2 separate regions of the Homo sapiens genome follow, and region 1 is linked to region 2. Evidence: read pairs that join two places in POLR2A ChIA-PET (ENCODE). Cell type or tissue: Caco-2. All regions are shown on one strand. Each heading gives the region's core, and the rest is flanking DNA. Links, peaks and the distances in the headings are about the cores only.

What was found. ChIA-PET counts read pairs that join two places held together with the same protein. Peaks named below come from ENCODE experiments on the same cell type or tissue, not always from the same donor. Only the 100,000 strongest peaks of a DNase experiment are listed, where the experiment ranks them.
Region 1: POLR2A ChIA-PET joins it to region 2 with 5 read pairs; 3 of 35 experiments call an interaction of 5 or more read pairs at or near these places.

Annotation. Positions count from the first base shown.
Region 1 is chr13:27,951,619-27,966,344 of GRCh38, reverse strand. It overlaps CDX2 (caudal type homeobox 2), which reads left to right. Exons shown (of 3, transcript NM_001265.6): 2 at 1,330-1,475; 3 at 2,976-5,427. The coding sequence ends at 3,230. LINC00543 (long intergenic non-protein coding RNA 543) reads right to left here and starts at 12,819. Exons shown (of 1, transcript NR_135254.1): 1 at 10,982-12,819. RefSeq lists an enhancer at 1-563 and a silencer at 12,240-12,629. In Caco-2, for the core only: a CTCF peak has its summit at 5,892 (motif pointing right); DNase peaks (open chromatin) are centred at 3,834, 5,454 and 5,834; H3K4me3 peaks cover 2,102 bases.
Region 2 is chr13:26,944,769-26,959,494 of GRCh38, reverse strand. No RefSeq gene overlaps it. Among named protein-coding and RNA genes, the nearest start is that of USP12-AS1, 170 kb to the left of the region's middle. In Caco-2, for the core only: no CTCF peak of the experiment used is centred there; DNase peaks (open chromatin) are centred at 7,734 and 8,764.

The DNA.
Region 1 (14,726 bases), core at 2,749-7,748, 1.0 Mb before region 2:
TCGCGTTAGTTCCCTTTACTTTCATAGCAGGCGCGGGGTCGGGGCCGCAGCCCCATTCAAATGCGCCTGCAGGGTCGTGTTTATGTTAATGCGCCTGGCGGGGAGGGGGATGAAAGCCGGGGCCGCCATTTGCTCAGTAGTGGTAATTCAAACAGAATGTGGTTGTTATTAAGGCATTGAAAGGGCTTTTCTTTGATAAGATCGCCTTGTCCTGCATTGTTTGCGGCTGTGTTGGCCTTTCAGCGGCTCGGGGGAGCTCCCTCTGATCAGGCCTGTATCTTCCCAGGACGCTTTTGTTGTGGTTTGCAAAGGGTTTTACCTGAACAAAGTCAGCCTGCGGGGCATTAAACACCTCCAGGCAACTCCCAGGCCCTTCAGATCTTTCTGTGGGATTGGGCACTGGGCGATTGAACCTGTTCAGCTGCAAGAAGACCCAAAAGTGGGACGGAGCCAGAGAGAACAGCTTCTGGCCAGGGCTCTGCCAAGGGCTGAGCCAAGACAGACCTGGTGGAGACGCCAGGCTCGGGCCTGCTCCAACATTGTGGACACTATTTGTCAAGGCCCTTCAGTAAAACAATCAATCTGGGATTTAATATGTTGACTCAATCCAATGAGCATAGATCACTGGTCAGGATAACTCTGGCCGGATTTGCAGCAGGAATAAATGGAGGATCAAAAAAGAAAAAGTACCAAACGCCAAACCTGGTCTGGGCAGGTATAAAGTGTCCCCAGCAGGAGGGGTTTTCTGCCTGTTCCCTCGGCCAGAGCCCAGCTCAGAATTCCACCTGATGGGCCTGGTGTGTCTGGGGGATGATTCTGGCGACTTGTCAGCTCCTGAGCCCCGCTTTCCACTTGTAGTAAAGCAAAGTAGTAACCCCCACACCCCCTCTACAACATGTGCCCACAATGACAGCTGTTTTCGGGGTGGGCTTCCATCTCTGGTAGGCCTGGAAATCTGGATGCTTCCAGGATCCCGGCCACTTCACCCTGCCCCCTTTCCCTTGGTGTCAAATATATGCCAGTACTGTATTTGGTTTACCGAAAGGGTGGTTACATTCTGCTGTCTTCTGTGTGAATGAGGTTTTCACTTTCCTTAATTTTTAAAAACCACTTAATACCAAGGTTAGTTTAGTTGCCTCCACTAGCCTCATACCCTCCCCCCACAGGACCCTCTGGGGGGTCTTGTCAGACTTGGCAGGAACCAGCCAAACCCGGGCCCCCCAGGGTGGTGGAGGAAGAGAAATGTCCCTGGGTTAGGGAGGTTTGTCATTACCCATGACTGATGGGCTGCCTTGCAGTTCTCAGCCCTCACTTCTCCTTCCTCCACAGTGAAAACCAGGACGAAAGACAAATATCGAGTGGTGTACACGGACCACCAGCGGCTGGAGCTGGAGAAGGAGTTTCACTACAGTCGCTACATCACCATCCGGAGGAAAGCCGAGCTAGCCGCCACGCTGGGGCTCTCTGAGAGGCAGGTGGGGACCGCCTAGCTCCCTCCGGGCGGGCCACTGCCTGGCAGAGGACCATGAGAGTTAGAAAATCTGGCTGCAGGGGCCATCTAAATCTGTGGAGAGACTGAAGCAGGAGGATGCAAGCATTCGTCTTTGGAGTCCTTTTTTTTTTTTTTTTTTTTTTTAAACAGAGATGGGGTCTTGCTTTGTGGCCCAGGCTGGAGTGTAGTGGCACAATCATAGCTCACTGCAGCCCTGACTTCCTGAGCTGAAGGGATCCTCCTGCCTCAGTCACCTGAGTAGCTTGGACTACAGGCTCGAGCCACCATGACTGGCTAATGTTTAAATTTTTTGCAGAGATGGTCTCACTGTCTTACCCAGGTTGGTCTCAAACTCCAAATGCTCCTCCTGTCTTGGACTCCTAAAGTGCTGAGATTACCGGTGTGAACCACCATGCCTGGCCTGGAGTACATGCCCCCCCACCCGCCACCGTCGAAACGCAGTTTCACTCTTGTTGTGCAGGCTGAAGTGCAATGGCGCGGTCTCAGCTCACTGCAACCTCTGCCTCCCGGGTTCAAGCGATTCTCCTGCTTCAGCCTCCCAAATAGCTGGGACTACAGGCATGTGCCACCACGCCCGGCTAATTTTGTATTTTTAGTAGAAATGCGGTTTCTCCATGTTAGTCAGGCTAGTCTCGAACTCCTGGCCTCAGGTGATCCACCCGCCTCGGCCTCCCAAAGTGCTGAGATTACAGGTGTGAGCCACTGTGCCTGGCCCTGGAGTACTTTTTTAAAAAGCCTCCTTCTACCTTTAGTCCTCTTTTTTTGATGTTGTTGATTTTTTCTGTCTCTCTCTTTTGAGGGATATAAGAAGTGTGAAAAACAGCCAAGGGTATTAGTTTAATCCAGAATTCCATTTGGGTCTATAAAGACATATTAAAGACCTATTCTCTTTGTTTCCAGCACTGTACCTAAGAAAATAAACTGAATAAAGTACTCAGTCTCTCACAAAAACTAGAGGGACAAGACTTGGTTCATGAACATTTTATATATATAGTCTAGAAAAACAGGCCAACTTCACAGCCAGGAAGCCACAAAATTAAATCTCATTTTCAGCTCTAAGGTGAGGAAAATTACGTTTTAGTTTAGCCTTGAGGGGCCAAAGGTTGCCATTTGAAGTATACCACCCAGCACTGGCCTCCCTTTGCTGTGTAGAAAGGGCCTTGCAGTTTCAGTTTTCCTTGGTTCTGAGACTTTAAACTTTTGCAGTAAATACGTAGATAAAAGTTGCTTTGAAAAGAAACTCAGGGAGCAAGGAAGGAGGAAGACTCTTCCCCATGAGGCTGAATTGGGCCTAAGAATGGATCCAGGGTTGGGCTGTTATGGGGATGCCCGAGGAAAGCTTCTAGAAGGACTTGGAGTTCTGTAGCTGGAGCAGAAGATGTTGATGATACTGCTGGGTACTGTTCCTCTTTTCCCTCACATCTTCACCACAATGTGCTTTTCTCCACCTTTCCATTTCTAGGTTAAAATCTGGTTTCAGAACCGCAGAGCAAAGGAGAGGAAAATCAACAAGAAGAAGTTGCAGCAGCAACAGCAGCAGCAGCCACCACAGCCGCCTCCGCCGCCACCACAGCCTCCCCAGCCTCAGCCAGGTCCTCTGAGAAGTGTCCCAGAGCCCTTGAGTCCGGTGTCTTCCCTGCAAGCCTCAGTGCCTGGCTCTGTCCCTGGGGTTCTGGGGCCAACTGGGGGGGTGCTAAACCCCACCGTCACCCAGTGACCCACCGGGTTCTGCAGCGGCAGAGCAATTCCAGGCTGAGCCATGAGGAGCGTGGACTCTGCTAGACTCCTCAGGAGAGACCCCTCCCCTCCCACCCACAGCCATAGACCTACAGACCTGGCTCTCAGAGGAAAAATGGGAGCCAGGAGTAAGACAAGTGGGATTTGGGGCCTCAAGAAATATACTCTCCCAGATTTTTACTTTTTCCCATCTGGCTTTTTCTGCCACTGAGGAGACAGAAAGCCTCCGCTGGGCTTCATTCCGGACTGGCAGAAGCATTGCCTGGACTGACCACACCAACCAGGCCTTCATCCTCCTCCCCAGCTCTTCTCTTCCTAGATCTGCAGGCTGCACCTCTGGCTAGAGCCGAGGGGAGAGAGGGACTCAAGGGAAAGGCAAGCTTGAGGCCAAGATGGCTGCTGCCTGCTCATGGCCCTCGGAGGTCCAGCTGGGCCTCCTGCCTCCGGGCAGGCAAGGTTTACACTGCGGAAGCCAAAGGCAGCTAAGATAGAAAGCTGGACTGACCAAAGACTGCAGAACCCCCAGGTGGCCTGCGTCTTTTTTCTCTTCCCTTCCCAGACCAGGAAAGGCTTGGCTGGTGTATGCACAGGGTGTGGTATGAGGGGGTGGTTATTGGACTCCAGGCCTGACCAGGGGGCCCGAACAGGGACTTGTTTAGAGAGCCTGTCACCAGAGCTTCTCTGGGCTGAATGTATGTCAGTGCTATAAATGCCAGAGCCAACCTGGACTTCCTGTCATTTTCACAATCTTGGGGCTGATGAAGAAGGGGGTGGGGGGAGTTTGTGTTGTTGTTGCTGCTGTTTGGGTTGTTGGTCTGTGTAACATCCAAGCCAGAGTTTTTAAAGCCTTCTGGATCCATGGGGGGAGAAGTGATATGGTGAAGGGAAGTGGGGAGTATTTGAACACAGTTGAATTTTTTCTAAAAAGAAAAAGAGATAAATGAGCTTTCCAGATTTCAGATTCTGTATTTATCTTCAGATTTTGTCTGCAACTATTTTTTATTTTTTAAAGAAATGAAATATCTTCTCTGCTTGCAAGCTGATTTGGAAAATTCAGAGAGGGAGTGGAGATTATCTGGACAGCCTCATTTTACCCCAGAGCATCAGAAGCCTGAAAGAGCAGGTTCTGAGACCTTCCCTGCCCCCAAGCCTGAGCCCAGCCTTGGAATGCGTGGCTCTCCTGGGGGTGCCTTTGGGCAAAATGCACATCTGAATGGCCAGGTGCTTCCCAGCAGTCAGAAATTATGGGGGGTGGGGGTGAGAGGGCCCCCTCATAGCATCTCACCAAATCCACATGGAGGCTTTTTGCAAACAGCAGGCAGTTCCCTTCTGCAGTGACTCCCTCCTAAGGACGCCCCACAACCCAGCTAGTTAAACGTGAGCATTAAATTTTTTTTAAAAAAAATCCCCCTAGTTTCCCAAGACAGCATTTCCATGAATTTAGTCTTCTGTAAATCACTGGGCATTTCCGTGAGCCCTTTCTGCCTCCACTCTCTTCTCTGTCTTTGCAGTTTCCTTATCCCCGACCGCGCCCCCCCTTCCAACCCAATCACCCCACAAACAAGATTTCTAGACCCAGTATAAAATGATCCTTTTAGTGACAGTTTCTTGTTATCTGGCCGATCCACTGGGGACCGGGCTGCAGCCTTTAAAATTTTTGATCCTGGAGGCCGCCGAGCTGAACTTTCCGGCAGGACCCGGGCGAGGGGGGCTTAGCCCTTCGTTTCGATCTTCCCACCAACATCCGAGAGCCTAATCAGCGCGCCCACGGAGGCGCCTTAAGGGCAGTTGGGGAAGATGAGCAGAGCCGGGAAACAGCAAGAGGTATAGACCCTCTGCAGCACCTCTCCAATTCCGCGGCCCTTCCGGGTGGCGTATACAGCTCCAGGATTGGGAAAGGGGCTCCGGTGGCCCGGCCCGCGGGCGCCTGGCCTCGAAGCCAGAGGGAGGAGTGCGGGGCGTGGGGTCGGGGGGTGCCGGGCAGAGGAGGAAGCCGTGTCCGGGTCCGCTGGGCGAGGGGTCCTGGGTCAGGGGTCCTGGGTCAGGGCCGGTCTGAGCCCCGGTGCCCCGCAGGTCTCCCCGCGCCCCGGCCGCGCCCACAGGCCCGCCCCCTAGCCGCCGGGGTTGCTATGCGTTGCCGTGAAACGCCTGTCAATAAACCCTGTTTGGACAGTGGAGCAAGAGCACATGGGTTGTTTGCTTAGTGGTTAGAGGTTCAAAAGTCGACATTGTCCCGCTGCAAGCGATTACAAGTTCTTCCCCTTCCCGGGGCTCGGTCCCCTTGCACGCGGGTACGGGGCCAGGGAAGGGAGCTCGGCTGCTCTCTGAGATGCAAGCACCCGGCTCGCTGCTGCGAGCGCCTGGCAAGCCTCCCGGGCCACGGAAAAAGGCGCAAAACCAAGACCCTCTCCGGCAAGTGAGGCCACCGCGCTTCTAACGCCAACTGTGTCACCCCCGAAGCAATACCTACGGAACAAGGGATGTGGCACGAGTAGGGAGCGCAGCTTGAGGAGTGTAGGGAGGCCTGCACAGGGGCGCCTGAGGTTGAGACCGGATGACCTCGCGGCTCCTGACGCCTCCAGCGCAGAGCTTGGGGTCCCGGCCTCCGAATCCCACGCCTCCACCGCGTCCAGTCGCCGGTTCAGGCGCCAGAGGGCGCGCGCGCTCTGGGAAGAGATGGGGCTTGGGCTCGTGAACCCGGAAAGGTTCCAGTTTTCACCCAGTTGGGAGGTGCAAGCGCCTCTGCCGACTCCGGCTGAGCCCAAACCCGGGCGCTGCAAGATTTTTCTACGTTGGTCGTGGGCCTGTTGAAACTAAGTTAAAACTAAGTCAGGCAGGAGAGATTCTTGGGTTTGTTGAATGTTTAAGAAAAACAAAATTGGGGGAGAGGGACTATACCATTCTAAAAGGGTCATTTTGCACACGATGTTTTCTTTCTAAAAATTACAGTAATGTGGGCACAGTATTAATATATGGTAATACTAGAAATTTAGGATAAATATGAGAATAAAACCTGTCAATATTGTGGAACAGAGGTTTAAAAAAGTGTCTATGGGCCGGGCCGGGCGCAGTGGCTCACGCCTGTAATCTCAGCACTTTGAGAGGCAGAGGCGGGCGAATCACTTGAGGTCAGGAGTTCGAAACCAGCCTAGCCAACATGGCGAAACCCCGTCTCCGCTAAAAATACAAAAATTAGCCGGGCGTCGTGGTGCGCTCCTGTAATCCCAGCTATCGGGAGGCTGAGGCAGGAGAATCACTTGAACCCGGGAGGCGGAGGTTGCAGTGAGCCGAGATCGAGCCACTACACTGCAGCCTGGGCGACAGAGAGAGACTCCGCCTCAAAAACAAACAAACAAAAAAGTATTTATGGAGAATGAACAGCCTGAGTCTTCTCCCCCACGCCCCGCCGTGAACAATTCGTGGCTTTATCATATTCATCCAATAAAGTTAACACGATGGACTGCCAATGAAAGCAACGAATATTTCATTGCAATGTGTTTCATTTCTTTCTAATAATATCCAGAAAGATGCCTACGTCAGTGAAGAAAATATTAAATAACAATCTAAAAACACACATAGCAATATTCTTGCTGTTGTTGTTCACAACCACTCGGAAAAAAAAAGAGGCAACAAGCAGAAATGAAAGAAGTCTCAGCTACAGAATGGCAAGAAAAGTTATTTTATTTATTTATTTTTTTCTGAGATGGAGTTTCACTCAGTCGCCCAAGCTGGAGTGCAGTGGCATGATCTCAGCTCACTGTGACCTCGCCTCCTGGGTTCAAGAGAGTCTCCTGTCTCAGCAGCAGGTGCACGCCACCATGCCCGGCTAATTTTGGGTCGAAAAGTTATAGATATATTTTAGGGCCACTCTTTGCACCTCGTTTTAGACAGGTTGCTATTTACTAGCCTACTGACCTTGGGAAGGCCCCAACCTCTGAGCTACCACTTCCTTATTTGTAACATGGGGATCCAATGGGGAGCCAATGTAGCATTGTATGCTTATGACCAGACCCCAGTCATGATATGAGCAGCTTCTTGTACTGTATTCTGCAAAGTGCTGGAGAGTCCTTACAAAGAGCTTTTGAGCAAGAAAATTTCTCAAATTATGATAGAATAACCCTTTCCCAGAATTTTTTTTCTAATGCATTCAGCTTTGCTTACTTTGTCAAAATTGCCTGAAGTCTGTGTTCCTTGATTACCACTTCCTAAGCATCTGCATAAAATCTTGAGTGGCAAGGCACTAAGTAGCATTTCAGATGTGGCGACAAGTTGCTGATCTGTATAGCTCACTTGCCCTTTCATTTACTAGAAGACATGTTCCCAACTAGAACATCTAGTTTCTAGCTGTACTTAGGAGAATAAAGATTAGTTGAGGATATAGTTGAGAACCTTCTAATAATCCATCAGCACACTCTTTTTTTTTTTTTAAGACGAATTTTTGCTCTTGTTGCCCAGGCTGGAGTGCAATGGCTTGATCTCGGCTCACTGCAACCTCCACCTCCCAGGTTCAAGCAATTCTCCTGCCTCAGCCTTCTGAGTAGCTGGGATTACAGGCGACCGCCACAATGCCCGGCTAATTTTTTTTTGTATATTTAGTAGAGACGGGGTTTCACCATGTTAACCAGGCTGGTCTTGAACTTCTGACCTCAGGTGATCTGCCCACCTCAGCCTCCCAAAGTGCTGGGATTACAGGTGTGAGCCACTGTGCCTGGCCATCAGCACACTCTTAACCCAAAAGGAGCAGACAGGCAGATACTCTAACTAGATGGCATTAAAAGTTTCTTTATTTTGAGATAATTTCTACCTCAACACCTCAATATTAATTCTGTACTCTTCAGGAGCCACCCCAAGAGTACAGATTTAATATGAGGTACAGGTTTAACATATTAAACCTGTACCTCAGGCTGCTGAGGATTAAATTCTCTAAGGCTGATTCATCCTTAGATGTTGTTTTAAGAAAAATGTTTTACTCTCATCTCCAGAATTCTCCCTTACAGTAAAATTATGGCAGCAGATCTTGCATTAAATTGGTTTTGTTCAGAGTATAACAAAAACATTCATATCTGAGTAATGTAGATTAATTTGTAAATATTTAACTTATCCTCTTAATCACACTTAGACTGCACAAATTTTCAACCCCACAACTCCTACATTCAGTCAGTTTTCCTTTGCCTTTTTCCTTTTGCCTCCTGCTCTTCTTGGAGTGGGTGCACTATGATTTTAACAAACCAAGCAGGTTTTAGAGATGTCTGTGGGGCTAGCTGTGTGACACTGGGCCAAAAGAATCACCTGCTGTCTTTTTTTTTTTTTTTTTTTGAGACAGAGTCTCGCTGTCACCCAGGCTGGAGCACAGTGGCGATCCCGGCTGACTGCAAGCTCCGCCTCCCGGGTTCAGGCCATTCTCCTGCCTCAGCCTCCTGAGTAGCTGGGACTGCAGGCACCCGCCACCATGCCCAGCTAATTTTTTGTATTTTTTAGTGGAGACGAGGTTCACGGTGTTAGCCAGGCTGGTCTCGATCTCCTGACCTCGTGATCCACCTGCCTCGGCCTCCCAAAGTGCTGGGATTACAGGCGTGAGCCACCGCGCCCGGCCTCATCTGCTGTCTTCTTTCTTTAGTTACAAATCAGAGGAATACATATATATAAATAAAGATAGAGATATTTTATATTTAGCTACAAATCAGAGGAATACTATATATAAATAAAGATAGACATATTTTATACATATTTACACATATATAGACATATATGTATAAAATATCATGACTTTCTAGAAGGTTATGACATTAGATTTAGAAAAAAAACCTCTCAAATTCCAGATAAAGAAGGTAGACTCTGTGAGTTCCGGAGATTATACCAACGTTTACCTTGACATTCTTCCTGGAGGAATCAGTCCAGAGAAGGTGGGGGCAGCACTTAGGTGACCTTTTGGCTCCTGCATCTTTAGTGCCCAAACATTACATTTGTTTTAACAACAGCTTTTCCCAATTGGAATTTGTCATTAACCACAGCAGATATAGATAATATCAACAAGGTTGCCAGAGCCCCAAAGTTAAATAACCAGTAAAGCAGGATCCTGGTGATTCTGTGCTAGAGATGTAATCCATAAACCACAACACAACCAGTTTTGATCCACGAAAAAGACTTCCCTGAGATGAAATGATTTTCAAACCATCCCCTCACACGCACATTTACTTAAAAATAATATTTATATCACGTACTGGGTTTATGTGTCCAGTATTTTATTGGTAAGTAAAAACCCTGGGCAGTTCATGCACTTTCATATTTGAGTTTTAAGTTCAAAACTAAAAAGGAATTTTTTCCTAATTGCTCATGTGTTATCTCAGAACTTTCAGGATTAACAGTCTGCTATCTCAAACTTAGTATCTGTAGTATGATGATAATAGGTTTTATGGAAGTGGTAGTTGATAAGTTCCTCTCCAACCTCAGGGAAGCAAACAAGGAAAAACAATGCAGAGCTAAAGTCATTGTAATACAAACTTATGATGGCTTGTTATGTGGCACTTAAATAATTTTAATTTATTGATAATTAGTAGAATCAAGAACAAGGATTATATACCTAAACCACAGATTAGGAGTTGTTAAAAATGACCAGGGCAGGCTCTGTTTCCTACTCACGAAATACACTTCGGGTATTGTTCTTTCACTCTGTATAGCTAATATTTAAAAAACAACAGCTACAGCAAAACTTAACAGAACTAGATTCTGTTTTCAGTCTTCACTCGGCCCTCTCTTTTCTTTTCTTTCATTTTTCTTTTCTTTTCTTTTTCTTTCATTTTTCTTTTCTTTTCTTTTTCTTTTTTCTTTTTTTTTTTTTAGATGGAGTCTCGCTCTGTCTCCAGGCTGGAGCGCAGTGATGCGATCTTGGCTCACTGCAATCTCCGCCTCCTAGGTTCAAGCGATTCTCCTGGCTCAGCCTCCTCAGTAGCTGGGATTACAGGCGCGCACCACCACACACAGCTAATTTTTGTATTTTTAGTAGAGACAGGGTTTCACCATGTCGGCCAGGCTGGTCTTGAACTCCTGACCTCATGATCCGCCTGCCTCGGCCTCCCAAAGTGCTGAGATTACAGTCGTGAGCCAACGTGCCCTGCCAGCCCTCTATTTTCTAGACAGAAGCAGCTCATGTCATGACTGGGGTCTAGTCATAAGCGTACAATGCTACATTGTCTTACATGACTTCACTGGATCCTCAGGTTACAGATGAGGAAGTGGTAGCTCAGAGGTTGGGGTCTTCCCAAGGTCAGTAAGCTGATAAGTAGTAACCTGTCTGTAAAACGAGGTGCAAAGAGTGGCCCTAAAAAACATATAACGTTTCTTGCCATTCTGTGGCTGAGGCTTCTTTTATTCCTACTTGTTGCTGCTTTTTTTTCTCAGTGGTTATGAACAACAACAGCAAGAATATTGCTATGTGTATTTCTTATTATGTGCATTGCCAGAAACAAATAGAAAAAAATACATAAATAAGTCAGAACCAGACATCACTGTCTAGTAACAACATAGAAATGTAGGAGAGTGCAGGAAGAACAAAAAGAAAGAATGCTTGTCTGGAATCCGCACATAAAAACTTAAAACATTATTTTTCCCTTGGACCACTTTGTTAAAAATAATGCGTATTTTAGAAATCCAGATTCTTGTATTTATTTTCATTCATTCCTATTATTTTCATCAAATCTATGAATTTTACGTAAACATCTTTACGCTTTTAGATCGCTGTTAGTGATATATTGTTATATACGTGGCACATTAGACAATGATTCAGATTCTGGTAACTGGAAAATGACAGTTCCTGGGCGTGATCACAAGTCTACAGAAAACCAACAATCGACATTTATTTCTCATTTCTACAGAGAAGTGAGAGTCTTGACATGCGTTAATACATCCAGTGTTATGATTGGTTCTCTTGGGTGGATATTTGTCCGGAATGGGAAACTAAAAAGCGATTCATCAAATGATCATGCCATGTGAAGCTGGTGGGTAAGTTTCTAGGAGGGCCTGGTATTACTGAGTAAAGCAGGGTGCTCCTTTTGTAAATCTATAGTCAGACAAAATAGACAAGAAACAAGCTCATTACCCCAACTTTTAGTTTATTCCCACCCACCCCCCACCCCCAACACTTCTACCTCAGAGAAACTATTGTCTAGATTTGAGTCTTTGAATGTTTTAGACAGAAAAATGGATGAAATTTGTTCTTTGCACATGCTCAAATGGGCCCGTTGTCTACAACACGCCTTGGGGAAGCGTTCGGCCTGGTATTCAAGTATCTCCGCGGATCTACCCCAGCCATTAGAGCAGATAGAGCTCAGGCAGCGCCGACCCGCCCCTTCCCCTGCGGCCGGCGCGGACCAGTCGCGTCCACTCCCGGCCGCCGCGGGGCCCGGGCTCCTTGACCGTCCTCCAAGGCCACTCGGAGCGCAGCTTCCCTGAGCCCAGAGCCTCCCCGCGCTCCCAGCGGGCGCCCGGGGGCTCGTGTCCCGCTGCTCTCGCCCAAGACGGCCGGTCTCGGCCTGCTGCCGGTCCTTGCTGGGTCTGCGCCGCTGCCCGGGATTCCCTGGAGAGATTCGCGGCGTCTCCCGAGAGGTGGCGCGCGGTGAGGGCAGGCGAGGTCCCGGCGCCGCGGCCTCCTGCCGGGTAGGAAGCCCGGGGAGCGCCTCTCCGCCGCCGCCCGTCGCCCCGGAAGTCGCGCCCTGAGATTCCGGGCACTTTCTTTTTCTTCTTTGGAATGGTGTGATGTCCGCGGTTGTTTTTGTCCTTATACCTGAAGACGCCAAGCTTTTCAAAAGGTGCGCGCAACTACGGCGCGGAGGTGCGGGGAACCTGGGCCGCAAGCGCCGAAGCCACTCGGTGAAGAAGGCCTGGAGCACTGGCCTTCGACCCGTCGTCGAAGACCTGGGCTGAGCGATGGTGGCACCAGGCCCAAGGGATTTGATTTTCAAAAGGCGGAACGGGAGCGCTGGTGTGTTCGGCCCGTCAAAGCTGCAGCCGCCCGCGGCCTCCGGCGTCTGGCCTGTCTCGCCTGCGCGAGGCCCCCGGCAGGCGGCGCTGCTGCTCCGGCTGAGCGGGCGGAACGGCCTGGACCCCGCGGCCTCTGTTCCCAGCTCTGCGGCCGATCTGAGAGCTGGGACTCCGGGCGGGGAGCGGGAGGCTGAGCAGGGGCAGCCGGAGCCGCCGCAGGAGGGGCTGAGGGGTGCCCCGCGGCCCCTTTCGGCCGCCTCGGTGGCTTTCCGGGCCTCCTGGCCAAGGGCGCTGGGCTGCGGGTGGGTCTCGGGGGGAGTCGCCTCGCATAGCAGGCGCGAGCTAATCTACTCCTTTCCACTCTCTCGGTGGCGCTGTGGCTCTTAAAACCCCCGCTCCTTCTCTTCACAGCCATCAGAAGGCGCGGCCTGCCACCTGGACAAACGCGGTCTCCCCCAGAGCCCGGTTGCGCCCCGAAGCCGGGTTCCGTCCCATCTCCGACAAAGACACTTCCTGATTTGCCCCTCGCCAGACTCCAGCAATTTTCTGGGTCCCCGGGAAGCTGATTTCGCCTCTGGGCTTCCATGATTAGTGGCAGCTGGAGCGCTGCTCCCCAACCTGGGCCCACTTTAGGGTGTGTGGGGCAGGGAGGAGGGTGGGGTCACTCTTAATCTCGTGTCACAGCTAAATAATTTACTCAAGGTCTTCTCTTCCTGCCAGTTCCCTTCCCTGTTCCACTGCCCTTGACTTCCTGCTTTGTGAAGCCCCGGGGAAAGGCCAACTCTTAATAAAAGTTAATATTAATAGAGGCCCCGTGCGCCGGGCTTCTCCAACACCTCATCTTCCCCTCTCACCTCCACCCACTCCACTCAAGCCCCTTTCCTCGGGGAATTCTTTCAAAACTGGAGATGGGACTTGTACTTTGGGGTATATTCAGGAAACAAGGACGCTTGGGCCACATTGTGTCTAAACCACATCCTCCTCCAGTTTCCATCAGCGCGGAGGGTGGCAAAGGTCGAGCGTGCACTCAGTAGCTGCCACACAGAAGCCGCGCTGGTTCCAAAGCAGTCCAGAGATAAGGGCGGGGGCCAGCCAGCAGGTTCTGCAGGAGAAATACCTGCTGGAAAGAACAGGTCGAGCGATTACCAGAGAGGCGGGGAACAAAATTTACCAGTGTTCAACAGATACTTTAAAAAAGGCAACAAACCAATATTGTACAAAGAATACGTAACAGTATCAAGGTCACTGTTCCCTGATGTGTGTGCGAATTCGAGCCTACTCATTTTCCCATAGCAAAGTCTAGTTTGGTTTGAGCTAAGGGCTTGGACAAACAATTCCTTCCAAGAAGGTTAAACAACGCAGAAATGTGAAAAGAAAAAAGTAACTTCTCCATCCTTTCAATTCCATCCCTCTATTAACAATGTTAACACTGTTGGATGTCATTTCGAGAATTTTTCTGTGCTTACACAAATACGTATTACATTTAAAATCTTGTTCTTTCTTTTCTGTCCTTTAAAAAAAACAAAAATGAAGTCACACTTTACTTTGTGACTTGCTTTTATCATTTAATAATATATCATGGATATTTCACCAGGTCATTACACATAAATCACATCAATTTTTAAAATGTCTATTGCATTATGTAAACAAAGATATAATTTTATCTATTTATTCAATCATTTCTTTTGAATATTTACTATGTTCTAAGTGCTGGGAAAACAGCAGTAATCATCACCATTAAAAATCCCTATTCTTGGGAAACTTAATTCTAGTGGGAAAAAATTTTAAATCAATTTATTTAACGATTTCCTTACAGATGAACATTTAAGTTGTTGTCATTGTTTTGCTATTACAAACCATACGAAGGTAAGCTTTTTACATATACCCTTTTGTAGTTTTGTATATTTAAAGGATAGATTTCTTAAATTTGAAATGGTAGGTCAAAAAAATGTACATTTTAAAACTCTAGTAAAGATAGCCATTGCTTTCCAAAAAACTTTAGCAAGTCACACAATTCACAGTCCCGTTGAGTGAGTTTCCCTTTCTTCATATCCTCTTTTACCCTAGACATTATCTCTTAAATTTTTGCCAATATGATGGACAGAAAATGGTAACCAATTTAATTTTTTATTCTGAAATTATTAAGCAGGTTGAGCATACTTCATGTTTATTGGGCATTCGCATTTTGTCTTCGATGATTTTTCTTTTCTAGTAAACAGAACCAAAAGAAATGGAGTGAGTATCCCAGCCTTCATGCTTGATTTTTAAACTTAAATTATTTTATTTAAGCTTTAAAACAACCAGCATTCATTTCTATGAGACAGATTCTAATCTAGGCCTTTCTGACATCAAACACTGTGTTATTTCAAACATTATTGAGTCTGCTCTCTGAATAGTGTAGACTTTGGGCCAGGCGCGGCCGCTCACGCCTGTAATCCCCGCACTTTGGGAGGCTGAGGCAGGAGAATCACTTGAACTCGGGAGGCAGAGGTTGCAGTGA
Region 2 (14,726 bases), core at 5,785-10,784:
AACTATGGAATCCTCTAAATGTCACACGTACATCATGACCGTCAATTTACAAATGAGAGAACTGGAGTGCAGAATTGAATGTTGAAGGTCGTAAGTGCAAGAGCTGGGGGTAGAATCCAGGCAGTTGATAGAGGCTTGTGCTTTGGAACTCCATGCTTCGTGGCCTCTTGACTTGTGGAGAATGCTGGGGGCCTGCCCTGGGTAACAGGAACCTGTGTGCCTGTGCTACAGGGACTGCTGTCCCCAGAACTTCTCATCCTGTCTCCCTTACAGCCCTTTCTGAGAGACCAGCACTCCCCTCTCCTTGGGGTTGCAGCTCACAGCACTGGAGTTCTCTGGCCCAGAGATAGTGGTGGACAGGAAATGGCCCAACAGAGTGGGTTTTCTGAAAGACTAATGCTTCCTTGGGCTGGATTCCCCATGAAAATAGACTCTAGTCCCTGGTCTCAGAATCACTTGGGTACACTTCAGATATAAACCTAAATAACATGGCCTATTAATTAAACGGGTCCTACATCTTATAGGTTGAGTCCATGCCTGTCCCCTACCTTGGAGGCTTTTCGCCAAACCACTGTTGACTGATGCTGATGACCAGCACTTTGGGACATCTTCAACACCCCCAGCTGCTTGTCCTTGGTCCCCAGTGACAGTTGAGCCTCATGTCTGCTGTTTCTACTTGCCCAGGTGCATGCATCCTCAGCCCCAGTGACCTCAACGCTGAGGCCCACTGAATCTCACCTGCCCATGGAGCCCTCCCTACCTGCCCACCTGCCCACCTGCGCATGGAGCCCATCTACCTGTGGAGCCCAACCCACTTAGCCATGTAGCTTACCTGCCCATGGAGCCCACATACCCATGGAGCCTGCCCCATCTGTCCATGGAGCACCCCCCAACCTGCTCATGGAGCCCACCCCCTGCCCATGAAGCACCCCCCCACCTCCCCATGGAGCACCCCCCACTTCCCCATGGAGCACCCCTCACCTCCCCACGGAATGCCCTCCACCTGCCCATGGAGTACCCCCCACCTCCCCATGGAGCAACCCCCCTGCCCATGGATCTCACCTGCCCATGAAGCACCCCCCACCTCCCTATGGAGCAACCCCCCTGCCCATGGATCTCACCTGCCCATGGAGCACCCCCCACCCTCCCATGGAGCAACCCCCCTGACCATGGATCTCACCTGCCCATGGAGCCCACCCCCCTGCCCATGGAGCACCCTCTACCTGCCCATGGAGCACCCTCCACCTCCCCATGGAGCACCCCCCACCCCGCCCATGGATCTCACCTGCCCATGGAGCCCACCCTACCTATCCATAGAGTCCCCTCCACCCACCTGCCCATGGAGCCCTCTGCTGGGTGTTGTTGGGCAAGTGCATGACCTGATCATGTGGGCAGGAGCTCCCCCAGTCCCCAACTTTTAGCACTATTCCCTGGACCACCCTTCTCATCAGCTCCAGGTGCCCAAAGGGTGCTCAGGCAGGCACCTTACAGGGTCAAACAGTGGTTGCCTCCACTCCTGAACACAGAAAAACTGACATGGAAAACACACAGAGAAGCACAGGGCACTCCACACAGATCAGGGGCCAGTGTGTAAGGGTTCGTAAGGATTTCCTTTTTTTAGGCAATGAGGCAAGTGTGGAGGACGGAGAGAGAGAGGAGATGAGCATCTCTGAAGGCGCTCTCTGAGGAGGATGCAGGGAAACATTTGCTAGCATGGGCGTGTTCAGGAGAGAGGCTTTCTATGCAGGGGAGCTGCTCAGCCTCTAGGGTTTGCTCATTAGGCCGCCTTGAGGGTCCTTGTCTTTCTTTTTCTTTAATTGGCCACCGGTTGGCTGGGGCAGAAGAGATGAAAGACCTGGAATTTTTTCCCCAGTCAATTCTGTGATCCTTTGCTTTTGTTGCCTTTTATCATCTTGAAAGCAAGGCACTAGGTAAAAGTGTGCTTGTATGGAATGTACATTTCCTCTGTTTTCTCTCCCTCAGCTCATGCACTGTTTATCTTTGCTTGCCTGCCTGTAGCATCATCCATGCTTTCTCTGGCTCACCTATTCCTCATGCAACAGATGCGTATAGTGCACCTCCTTCTACTGTGGTCTGCCAGCAGCAACATTCATTGCCCTGAAGCATATTAGCATTCCCCTGAAGACTGTCCTGAAGACTGTCCAGTCACCCTGCTCTCAAGGCTTTCCTTACTTCCCCATTTTCTAAGACCTCTGGTTTAAGCAGCTCAACTCCTCTGACACTTGTTCAGAATGGTCAACTGAGAAAATTCCCAGAGAGTGGGGGCATGTTTAGGACTCTGTCTACTCCTGCTCAACTCAGAGAGAGCTCAGTTGATTTTCCCAGAAAACAAAGCAGAAGTTTAAATATGCCCAAAGTTATATTTTACAACGTGCTACTAAAATGCTACGCCTTCTTCTCTTTTCCAGACTCAATGATAGAATAGTCGTTTACTTTGGGGCATCAAATGGCTCTTTATTTCTCCCTGACTGCATTCTTCTCATCCCAGCCCTCTATGCCCTTCTCCACGTGGAGAATTTCGGGAAGGGGAGGGGAGGTGGTTTCTGAACATGGGTAAGACTCCAAACAAATTCTGCTAATCTCAGGGTTTGGTGAAACTCTTTGCTCAGAAACTTTATGGCCAGTGGGAATTGATGGTTTGTGTTTGCTCTTCAAATAAAGAAACCTTGACGGTAGAGAAGGGCATTTTCTGTGGAGCTGCTGACTTTTGAAATCTTGAGCCCTCTTCCTTATCAGCCTGTTTATTACGGGTTTCATAAATGTTTTATGAGGGTTGGTGAGGCACTGCTGACTAGGGGTGGTGGCAGCTGTCTCCAACTTTCCACATTGTTGACAAGATCAAAGGACAGATTTACCACCTGATAAGATAGGGTGGATAAGATAGGGCGGAATCCCGAAATGACTTCTTGCCTCCTTGCACACAGGCAAACAAATTGGCTTGATGGACGCCTTTTTCTCCCCTTGCCTGGAGCCCTTTGTTCCTTGTATCATTTGTGAAACCAACTGGGGCTCCTAAGCTATTCCTGCCCCTAAATCCAATGGCTAGCCCACCCTCATGTTGGCAGTTTTAGATGTTTATTTTTTTATGTACATTGTACATTTATAAAAATGATTTGCCTCTTTTTTTAAAAAAAGGATTCTAAGTGATAAGAAAGTATCCAGTTTCCACTGATAATGGGACATACTTCCTTGGGATCAGGTTGTCAAGCAGACTCCAAGGACACTTGGGAAGACAAGGACACTGCTCCCTTCGATCTGTGTTTCTGCCTCTCAAAACTCCCTTCTCCCCATTCAGAGGGTCTCCCTTTTCCCTGGGCACCCTGATTTTTAAACGTATATATATTTTAAATGTATATATTTAAGATCTGAAAGTACCTGAGCACTTCAATACCTATTCAGTTCATACAAATGACATTAATTTTAAAATTTGTACAATGAAAATAAGGAAATACCTGTGCATGGGAATAATTTATGGCCAAATAAATCAAATAAATCATCTCTAGAACACTTATATTTTCAGGTAGAGAAATTGTATTGACTTTATTTCCAGCCATTGTTGACTTTTAACTACAATTGCCTTGACAATCTTTGAGAATGTCCTTTTAATATGTCTCATGATGAGTGGAAATTGGAAACTTTCTTATCACTAAAATGCTTTTTTTTTTTTTTGGAAAGAGAGAGACAAAGGGAAAGATTCTCTCCTGAGTTAAAAGAAGTTTCTCTGACTTTCCAGAAATCCCTCACTTTGCCGGAGCTTTCTCTGCAACTCACCTGGCCCCTGGCCTTCCTTGCCACCCGGTCGGTGTCAGGCCAGATGGATGGACCCTGAGGCCTCCACCTGTTTCAGGAATGACTTTGAGGATATCAAAAATGTTCTGGCAATGATAATGCATGCATCCAGGCAACTTGTGACACTGCCGGAGTCTGTCCTCAGCAAAATAAAATATTAAGGAGCTACTTTATAGTCCCTGTTGTCCTGGGCAGGTTGTAAAGCGGATCCCAAGGACATTTGCGAAGATGGCTTTGCTTCCTTAGCCTGTGTTTCTGCCCTCAGAGCTCCTTCTCCCCACTTTCGGAGGGCCTCCCCTTTCCCTGAGCACCCTGATTTTTCTCTGTGGTGGTGCTCTCGTACCTCCCCCCTACCTACCCCGCCTTCCACTGGGCTGGACTTCTTTGGCAAGGCAGACTGTCTTCCCCTCCATTCATCTCCCTTTAATGCACCTGCTATGTGCCCTGGGGCCTCTTGGAAAGCCAGTTGATAAACTAATCCCATTCAGGTGAGAATGCCAGATAGCACTCTAATTTGATTCGACATTGCTCCCCTCCCTCAAATGGATGGATTGTGTGGTAGCGGTGGCTCTGGAGCTATGAGTCAGGGATCATGCCATGTGCTCCCCACATTGTGCTCTAATCTGGACCCTTGCTCTGTGAAATGCCATTGTCTCCCCAGACACCTCTTTGACCTCAAGCTCCAGCACCTGGATCCAGCCACAAGTGCACAAATAGTGACAATCCGGGGCTTAGAAACACACCCCGTCTCCCAGCTCCAGGCATGGCTGGGGCCCAGGGCTCCATCTTCTAACTCTGTGTGGGAAGGTGAAAGCACACCCTCGTTCCGTAAACGCTTCCCAGGGGTGCTGTGGGGTTGTCACAGGGACTGAAGGACCAGCTTTGGACTGGATCAGGCTTGGAAAGCTTTAGAGAGAAGATACCCGGAAAAAGAAGTATTTTGGAAAAAGAAAAGGAAAAATAGAACCAGAGAGCCAACAGCCAAGCTGGGGTCTCTGGGCTACAGACTCCAAGCCAGACTTTCTTCACTGAGACACTCAATGTCTGGAGAGAGGCTGAAGCCAGAGCTTCCGCCAAGGGTGGTGCAAGGGAGGCCTGCCCTCCAGCCTAGATGATCAAAGCATGTGTGGCCATAGGCGACATCCACATCAAGAAAGGAGGTCTTTTCCTAGAGCTACCAAATCACCATATGGGCTCGAGGCGGCCCTGTAGGCTGAGCCAGTCCCAGAACCTCCAAGTGACATTGGCCCTGGGGAGGTCCTAGGGGCTGAGAGGGAGGCACCACTGCAGGCTCCTTCCTCCAGAACCAGCAAAGGTCTCTGAGGACAGCCCCTCAGTCCCAGAGGGAACGTCTGTTTGAAAACTGCATTTTTGCCTTAGGGCGCACTATGGTCTTAGTACCAAGTAACTCAAGTCAGGAAGCATCAATGATTTTGACACTGTTTTCCAGATAGAGAAAGTCTAAACTGAACACCGTCAAGCGGTATTAGGGAAAATGGACAGGGCTGACAGCAAAAGGTTAGTGGATTAGAAAGAAATAGAGTGACTTCTGTGAAGGCACTGGTTCTTTTCAGGTGTACTGGGCTCAAAGCCATAATATTGGCCCTAAGATCCCCTCTATGTGGCTGCCTAGCTGGCTGGAGACAGTCCAAGGGCAACTGGTCCAGCTGCTCCTTTATCCTATCCCTTGGAAAGTGTAGCAGGCTTTTTCCTATGAGGTCCTCTGGAAAACGGTCTCTTTGCAAGAGAAGCCCACACAGGTTGCTAGAAGCAGGTGAGTCGGGTGGCCCGGGGTCAGGGTGGTCCAGCACCCTTTCCTGTGGAAGAGCATCAAAGGCCCCCAGCCCTGTCCTTGGCCAAGGCAGCAGGCCATCAGGAGGGAGCCTGCTCACGCCCCACGCTCCCCGCTACTCATGGTCAGGTCCATGTTGTAGAAGGCCATGAAGGGGACTTTTATGACCCATAGAATTGTTTCCGAAACATTATCAGCTCTGATTATTGGCTACAAATTTTCATCTGAAATCAGAGAGTCATAGGCTTTTACAGTGCAGTAAAATGCATATTAGCTGGTTCTGGAGTTGTCTCACCTCCCATTTACTCCACCGTTTTATCAATATTGCCATAATTTGACACTTGCCAATAGAGGAAGATTGTAAAGTGTCCATAGATCCTGTAAACCGTACTAAATAGAGATTAGGATTACTACTAAGTTTAAACTCTAGTAAAAGATAATTAAGTTGATGGATGTGGCTGTAAATCTCCCTTTTATCAAGTGCTTGCTCTCACACGAGCAGCGTCTGGCCTTATTACCTTACAGCATCATTAATGCCCCGCAGTATCTGAGCCTTCAGTGGATGCTGAGTGAGGAGACAATGAGATGTGCCACTGGGCCAAAGAAATCTGTGTGGGAGGCCCCCCTCCCTTCCCTTCTCCTTAAGGCAGGGCACAGCCAGGGTGGGAGTCTGCATGCTGGGACCACCTGGTGCCCAGGGGCAGGAACAGGGACAGGTAGCCCCAGGACTGCATTCCCAGCCCATCACCCATTCTGGTCCCCAGATCTCTCTAGGTCCGGGGCCCTGGGTGCCTAAAGGCTGCTGTTTCTGGTGCTGTGGAAACCAACCCTTTTTTCTAGATGCCCTGGTGGGGCCTTTGCTTTCTGCAGACAGTCGCACCTGTTGTCCAATCATGCTGCTTCTGGAGAAAATATAACTGCCAAACCACAATTCAGCTGATTCACCTCAAGCACTGACGTGTTTCTAAAAGATGGCTGTGCTCGGTGCCACACTGCAAGGGGGCACCCTGGGTGGTAGCCTGTATCTGAGCAGCTCCATCCCAGCAAAATGACTCGCTTCACACACGAGGATCTACAGGGCCCTTGTCCGCCTTTGACCAAGGTGGGAGTTGGCACGAGGGCTGAGCAGAGAGGGTTGGCCCTTGGACAGTGGGGCCATGGCACCTCCTCTGTGAAGATGCACCTCTGGGGCTGCTGTGCTAAGGAATAGCCAGCGCGGTGTCCTTGTCCCCACTCCACCCTTCCCACGTGTCCACAGTTGATCCGAGCCTCTGTCAATGGCAAAACCAAACAGAGCCAAGGTGAGCTGCCTTAGGCCTGGAATGGACTCCTAGTGAGGGGCAGACTCCAGAACATTGAGTCCATGTGTTTGCCAAAAGCTGGCTCATTCTCCATCTGGCCCCTTCTCTCCAGGGCCACGGGGAAGCATGGACATTCTGCTTGTTGCCGATCCATTTCCCCTGCATGGCGGTGCTGACAACCAGATCCCAGGTCCCAGGGCAGGGAGGAGATGGTAGCAGCAGGGGTGTCGTGGGCTGGTTCAGGACTGGTCTGTGCCACTGGGACTCTAGGTCCTAACTCAGTGTCAGGTGGAGGCTTTTTTGGGCTCTAGTCTTTGCAGACACCCCGAAGGCCCTATCTGGCTTCAACAACGGGTTTACTCAGATAACATCAACCCCTTTTGAATTCCGGTTGACCAGCAACCCATTATTTATGGGATGGAGGGCCTGGAAGCCAATGGCCTCCGGAGCACCAGCTCCTGACCTTGGCTGTGATCTTGGATGGGGCCTCTGGGTAACTGGGCTCAGGGCGTTCGGGCTGGCCAAGTTCTCAGGCCATTGGGTGAGCTGTGCTCTTTGGCTGGCCTTGACTATAGAAACTGGAACTTGGAGAACAAGGAAATAGGCCTACAGCAGAGTCATCTGGGAGAGACTGGATTTAGCTACAGCAGATAAACACACTTTTTTTTCTTTTTATTGCCCAAAGCTAAGCGATATGTACCTTGGTTGGAATTAGCAGGCTGAAAGTTCAAGAGATAAGCAGCTTCTGTTGGCGTGAGTGATCAGACTCATGGGGGCTTATTCAAGAGGCCCTGCCTTGGGCCTTGTCACCTTTGGAACATTTAGACCGCTGGGCTGGCACGGGGCTGGTCGCCCCTGCCTGTTTCACAATCCCTAGCAACAGGGAGCATGAGCAGGAGCTGGCACAACCTGTCACCTGGGCTTCACCTGTGTGTGCCGTGGTGCTGCGGTCTTTATTCCCGATTCGAGTTCTGCAGGGCCACTAGAGGCAGAGATGGCAAAGATTTAGGGTCCTGGGCCAGGCCTTCCTGGAACCCACAGCCTGGCAGCAGGAAACCCCAGGTGGAGCTTAGCAGCAGATGTGCACATCGGCCTCTCTGCACCTGGCCACGGGAGAAAAGTAGCCTCTGCTGAAACCAAGTTATTTGAACATTTGCAGTTGGCTGGTGTGCTTGTTAAAAGTGTGTTTTGGCTGAGCGCAGTGGTTCCTGTCGGTAATCCCAGCACTTTGGGAAGCTGAGGTGGGCGAATCATGAGGTCAAGAGATCGAGACCATCCTGGCCAACATGGTGAAACTCCTCTCTACTAAAAACACAAACATTAGCTGGGCATGGTGGCACACGCCTGTAGTCCCAGCTACTCGGGAGCCTGAAGCAGAAGGATCGCTTGAACCCGGGAGGCGGAGTTTGCACTGAGCCGAGATCGCGCCACTGCGCTCCAGCCTCGTGACAGAGCGAGACTCTGTCTCAACAACAACAACAACAACAAAGTGTGTTTCCTGGGGCCCTTCCGCAGGCCTCCCCAGTCAGGGAGTGTGCAGCAGCGTTCACGCGCTCAGATTGGGGAACTACTGGCTGGGCCCCTGATACCTGACCCTGTGTGTGAAAACCAAGAGCCCTAAGTCTCAAATGTGAAAAGTCACACTTTCTCTGGTTCAGTGTCTCCTTACTTCCTACCTCATTCTAGAAGTGCTTATTAAACACCTGGGTGCTAAGCTCCCTCCTGGGCTCCCAGGACGTAACTGAATCACGTATCAAGTACTAAAGTCCTTGCCCTCCCGGGACGCCAGGAGGTGGAGGATGCAGGCAGGTGGGCCCTCTGTGCTGAATAGAGGGACACAGGTGACCCAGAGCCTTCTCGGGGCTGGCAGAAGCTCTAACTCAGCCTCGAGCCCTCCCCTTCCGTGGTGGAGTGTGTGCGTGTGTGTGCTGTGGGGTGGGGTCAGGGCAGTGCGTACTCACAGATCCACTGCCCTGGCTCCCAGACCCCATAACACTTTTGAGCTCCCGGCCTCCTGCCCTGGTGAGTTGTCATTTCAGAACATTCCACCCATGAAGGATTTAGCATCTGACAAAACATGTTTTTCACTTGCAGGATATTTTTTGGCTCAATGAATATATGGCATATTTGCTAACGGGTTCCTTAAAAGTGTCATCCTTGATCTTTTTCCAGGTGGGAGGAGGGGAGTAAGAAAGAGTAAAGAAAAAAAGAAAGAAAAGGAAAACAACAACAACGACAACAAATAAAAGCTCGGGTGCTCTAACCCAAGTAAAACCTAAACACAAGAGGGCTGAGGCTGACTGTAAAATGCTCTCAATCGCTTAAGCTAATAAACCCAACTATCTTGAAGAGTAAACACCATATTGTTTTGCCAACTATTAGATTTTTACTACTCTCCAATAAAGCGAGCACTTTATTCCTTTCAAATAATATTCCATTCATTGTTTCCTAAAGATTAGCAATTGAAAGAGATGTCAACAATTTTCACTCTTTAAATTAAGTATAATAGGCTTTTATAGCACAGTATAAAGATATCGAAGGGAAAGGCCGCAATCAGAGCAGCTCGATGTTGCTTTTATCTATCAATACAGCCCCAATTTGACACTTGGGAGCAGAGGAAGCTTGTAAAGGGCCCACGGACCCCATAAAGCTGGTAACACTTGGATTAGTCTGACAGCTCACTTTCTGCACAGTAAAGTGATCATTTAATTAACTAATGGGGTTGTAAGCATGAAGGTTTATCTAATTAGCTCTCTTTCCCTTTGCCTCCTGGTCATTCTAGCTCTCGGTGTTTACATATTAACGGTAGCCTGGGCTGGGACCTGCCCGGGAGAAGAGCATTTTGCACAGGCCTCCCCGGGTCTCTGATTCGGCTTCTGTTGGAGGTGCTTCTGCAGAGTTGTGACATCACTGTTCCCAGAGAAAAATAGGAAAGCTTCTATACCAGATAGTTTCACAGAGGCTGCAAACATCTGCTCCTCAGGGGCTTTCTATATTGTCTGTGCACCCTTTTTTTTTTTTTTTTTTTTTTGAGACAGAGTCTTGCTCTGTTGCCCAGGCTGGAGGGCAGTGGCGTGATCTCAGCTCGCCGCAAACTCCACCTCCTGGGTTCAAGTGATTCTCCTGCCTCAGCCTTCTGAGTAGCTGGGATTACAGGTGCCCGCCACCACACCTGGCTAATTTTTGTATTTTTAGTAGCGATGGGGTTTCACCATGTTGATCAGGCTGGTCTTGAACTCCTGACCTTGTGATCCACCCACCTCGGCCCCCCAAAGTGCTGGGATTCCAGGCATGAACCACTGCACCTGGCCTGTCCGTGCACATATTAATCACATCGATTTAATAATGACCAGTGGTGCGTGTGTGCAAGCGTGAGAGTGTGTGTTCCTGTGTGCTGGGGCATCTGGGAGAGATTTTTCCCTCTGCATAGTGGCTTCACCTGTGCTGTGGACAATCACCGTCCCAAATCCACCATCATCACACACAGACTTTGCCACCCCGCCCCCCACAGTACAAATAATGAAAATACTTGTTTTTGTTTTTTTTTTGGGATGGGGGGTCTCACTCTGTCACTCAGGCTGGAGTGCAGTGGCATAATCACAGCTTACTGTAGCCTCACCCCATGGGCTCAATGATCCTCCCAACTCAGCCTCCCAAGAATCTGGGACTACAGGCTCATGCCATTGGGCCTGGTTGATACTTTTGATAGGGTGTGCCTTTCTACCTGCCCTTGACTAGACATGGAACTAGGCAGCCCTGTGTATAGGAATTCTTAATCCTGGCTCCCAGCATGAAGGGCCAGGATTCCTTACACAGCCCTGGATTCCTTGGGGCCTTCCTCAGGGGAAATCAAAATTGCAGCTGAGAAAGGTCACCTTGACTGCAGAGCCTACCTCCTTTTTACAGGGCCCCAGGGGCCATTGAGCCTGGAGGGGCCAGTGTGTGACTCCAGGGCCTAGAGACACTGGAGGGACCACCCTGAGCTTCCAGAGGGTGAGGGGTGAGGGGTGTCATCTGCTCTGACAACAGTGCCGGAGGGAACAAAAGCGCTCAATGGAAGCATCACCCTGTAGACCTAACTGCTAGTTTTCATCCAGAGGACAGCAGTGGGGTGGACGCAGGCCCGGTGAGGGGCCCATTCCAGAGGTCAGTCCTAATGGAAGCTCTCAGCACCTTTTGACTCAAGCTATTACCCAAATGTGAATTTTGGTGACTCCTGTACTCATCCAGAGTGGCCCTCAGCCACCTGGATCTGAGCTGCTGAGCAGCAGGGTGGCCAGAAGCTTCGAGAGGAGCGGGGTCAGCAAAGGGTGGGGAGGGATGTTTTGGGCTGGTGGGCCTGTGCCCACCCTTCTCCAGACACCCTCTTCCCCTCCCGCTTCTCTGCCTCATTCTGGGAGTGACCATCTCATCTGAGGACTTTTCAATGCTCCCCCAAAAAATGATTCTGAAAATTTTTAAAAGTAACTTACTTTTTAAATATTGTGGTAAAATATACATCACATAAACTTTACCAATTTTAACCATTTTTAAGTGCACCAGTGACATTAAATACATTCACATCATCACCACTATCTACAGAACTCTTTCATCTTGCAAAACTGCAACTGTCCTCGTTAAACAACTCCCCGCTCTTTCCCCCAGCCCCTGCAACCACCATTCTACTTTCTGTCTCTATGAGTTTGGCTACTCTAAATACCTCATATGAGTAGAATCATACAATATTTTTCCTTTTGCACTGGTTTATTTAATTTAGCATAATGTCCTCAAGGTTCACCCATGTAGTAGCATGTGTCAGAATTTCCTTCCTTTTTAAGGCTGAATCATGTTCCATTGCTTGTATGAACCATATCATGCTTATCCATTTTTCTGTTGAAACCATCAAAATGCAATCTTTGCTTTCATTCTTGAATAGTTTTCCCATCACATTTTTGGTAAGAAGGTTTAATAAAGAAGGGCTATTTAATCCTAAGCATGATTCCTTCTCATTTAGCTAATACTTTAATAGTTATTTTATAATAATTGATTCATGGCAGGGTGTGGTAGTGCATGCCTGTAATCCCAGCACTTTGAGAGGCCGAAGCGGGTGGATCACCTGAGGTCAGGAGTTTGAGACCAGCCTGGCCAACATGGTGAAACGCTGTCTCCACTAAATACAAAAAATTAGCTGGGCGTGGTGGTGCATGCTTATAATCCCAGCTACTTGGGAGGCTGAGGCAGGAGAATTGCTTGAACCCTGGAGTTGGAGGTTACAGTGAGCCGAGCTCATGCCATTGCACTCCAGCCTGGGCAACAAGAGTGAAACTCCGTCTCAAAAAAAAAAAAAATTGATTCAAATACAATTCAAGCCTAGTGTTCTCAGAAGGGCAGGAAACTAGCATCACTTCATTTACACCTCTTATGAAGAGGAGCTGAGGACAGGGCCTTGTGTTAAGAATTTGAGTAGGACGACACTGTCATCTTGTGGCTATTTGTACCAATAGCAACTTCATCCTAAAGCTAGGATTAGTAATTTCTGTACACAGGGTTACACAGGGATCCATTTCTGGTCAAGCGTAGGTAAAAAGTCATGCTCTATCAAAAGTATTTTATACTACTTGGGGGACTAGAGTCAGCATTGTGCCCTGAAGTGATAGAGGCCATGGCAGATACAGTCTTTGTTCCCTTTGCCTGTCCCAGACCCTGCTGCTCAGAGGAAGCTGTGGCAGGGGACATTGGCAGGAGAGTTAATTACTATTCATCTTACCCACGGACACAATGAGGACACATCTGAGCCTAGAGTGTGTTCTCCAACTGTCTTTAGTTTAAGAAGGTCTTTGGGGCAGGAATCTCTCTCCTTTCTTTCTTCCTCCCCTTCTTTCCTTCCTTCCTTTTCTCCTTCTCTTCCTTCTTTCTCTTCTTCATAACTGCTTCATTGAGATGTAATTCATATGCCAGTGAACTCGCCTGTTTAGAGTGTACAATTGAATAGTTTTTAGCTCTTATATTCACAGAGTTGTGCAACCATCATCACAATTTTAGAACACCCTCATCTCCTCCCAAGGAAATTCCATACCCTTCAGCCGTGACCCCTCGATCTCCCCTTCTCTCCTAGGCCCTGCCAACCACTAAGCTACTTTTTTGTCTCTGTGGATTTGCCTATCCTGGGCATTTCATATAAACAGAATCACTTGATTGTGTGGTCTTTCTTGGCTGGCCTTTTTCGTTAGCTTAGTGTTTTCAAGGCCCATCTATGTTTTATCATGTATTAGTATTTCTTTCCTTTTTACTGCTGAATATATTCCTTTGTATGAATGTGCTACATTTTATTTATGCACTCGTCAGTTGATAGACATTAGAGCTGTTTTTACTTTTTGGCAATTTTGAATAATGCTGCTATGAACGTTCATGTGCAAGTTTTTGTGTGAGCCTGTTTTCATTTTTTGTGTGTGCATATACCTAGGAATGGAATTACTGGGTCAAATGTTAACTACGTTTAATATTTTGACGCTTCTTTCCCCACATTGTCACCAGCTGTTGTTGTCATTTTTAATCTGACCATCCTGTAGGTGTGAAGAGGTAGCTCATTATGATTTGATTCACATTTCCCTGATGGCTAATGATGTTGAGCATGTTTTCATGTATTTGCTGGGCATTTGTGTATTTTCCATGGAGAAATGCCTAGCCATGTCTTCTGCTCATTTTAGAATCAAGTGGTTCCTCTTCTTGTTATTGAGTTGCAAAGAGTTCTTTACAATTCCCTTATCAGATATATGATACAATCCCATTATCAGATATATGATTTGCAAAATTTTTCTTCCTTTCAATAGGTGTCTTTTCATTTTCTTGATGGTGTCCTTTGAAGGACAAATGTGTTAATTTTGATGAAGTCCAATTTATCTGTTTTTCCTTTTGTTGTTCATACTTTAGGTCTCATATCTAAGAAGCCTTTGCCAAATCAAAGGTCATGAAGATTTAGTCATATGCTTTCTTCAAAGAGTTTTACAGTTGTATCACTTACATTTAGGTCTTTGATCCCTTTTGAGTTGTGTGTGTGTGTGTGTGTTTGTGTATGTGTATGGTGTGGGATAAATGTACATCTTCATTCTTTTGCATATGGATATTCATTTGTTGTAGCACAATTTGTTGAAAACACCATTCTTTGCTCTACTGAATTGTTTTGAAATTCTTGATGAAAATCAATTAACTGTAATTGTGAGGCTTTATTTATGGACTGTCAGTTCCTTTTCATTGACCTTTATGTCTAGCTTTATACCAGTACCACTTTGTCTTGATTGCTATAGCTTTGCAGTAAGTTTTGAAATAAGGAATTGAATTGTGAGCCCTTCAACTCAGTTCTTCTTTTCAAGATTGTTTTTGTTATTCTGGGTCCTTCGAATTTCCATATAAATTTTAGGATTGGCTTTTCAATTTTTGCACAGAAGTCAGCTGGGATTTTGATAGAGATTGCACTGACTCTGTAGATCACTTTGGCGAGTATTGTCATCTTGACAATATTAAGTCTCTTGATCCATGACTATGGGATGTCTTTCCATATATTTAGATCTTCTTTAAGTTTTAAAATTGTTTTTATCATTTCATTTTTTATTGTTCATTGCAAATGTATAGAAATACAATTTATTTTTGCCTCTTATCTTGTATCCTGCTGCTTGGCTGAACTCATTTATTAGTCTGATTAGTTTTTAGTTGATTTTTTAGAATTTCCTGTATACAAGATCATGTAATCTGTGAACAGAGATGGCTATATTTCTTACCCTCCAATTGCTTTTATTTGATTTTCTTACCCAACTGCTCTGACTAGAACCTGCTGTACAATGTTGAAG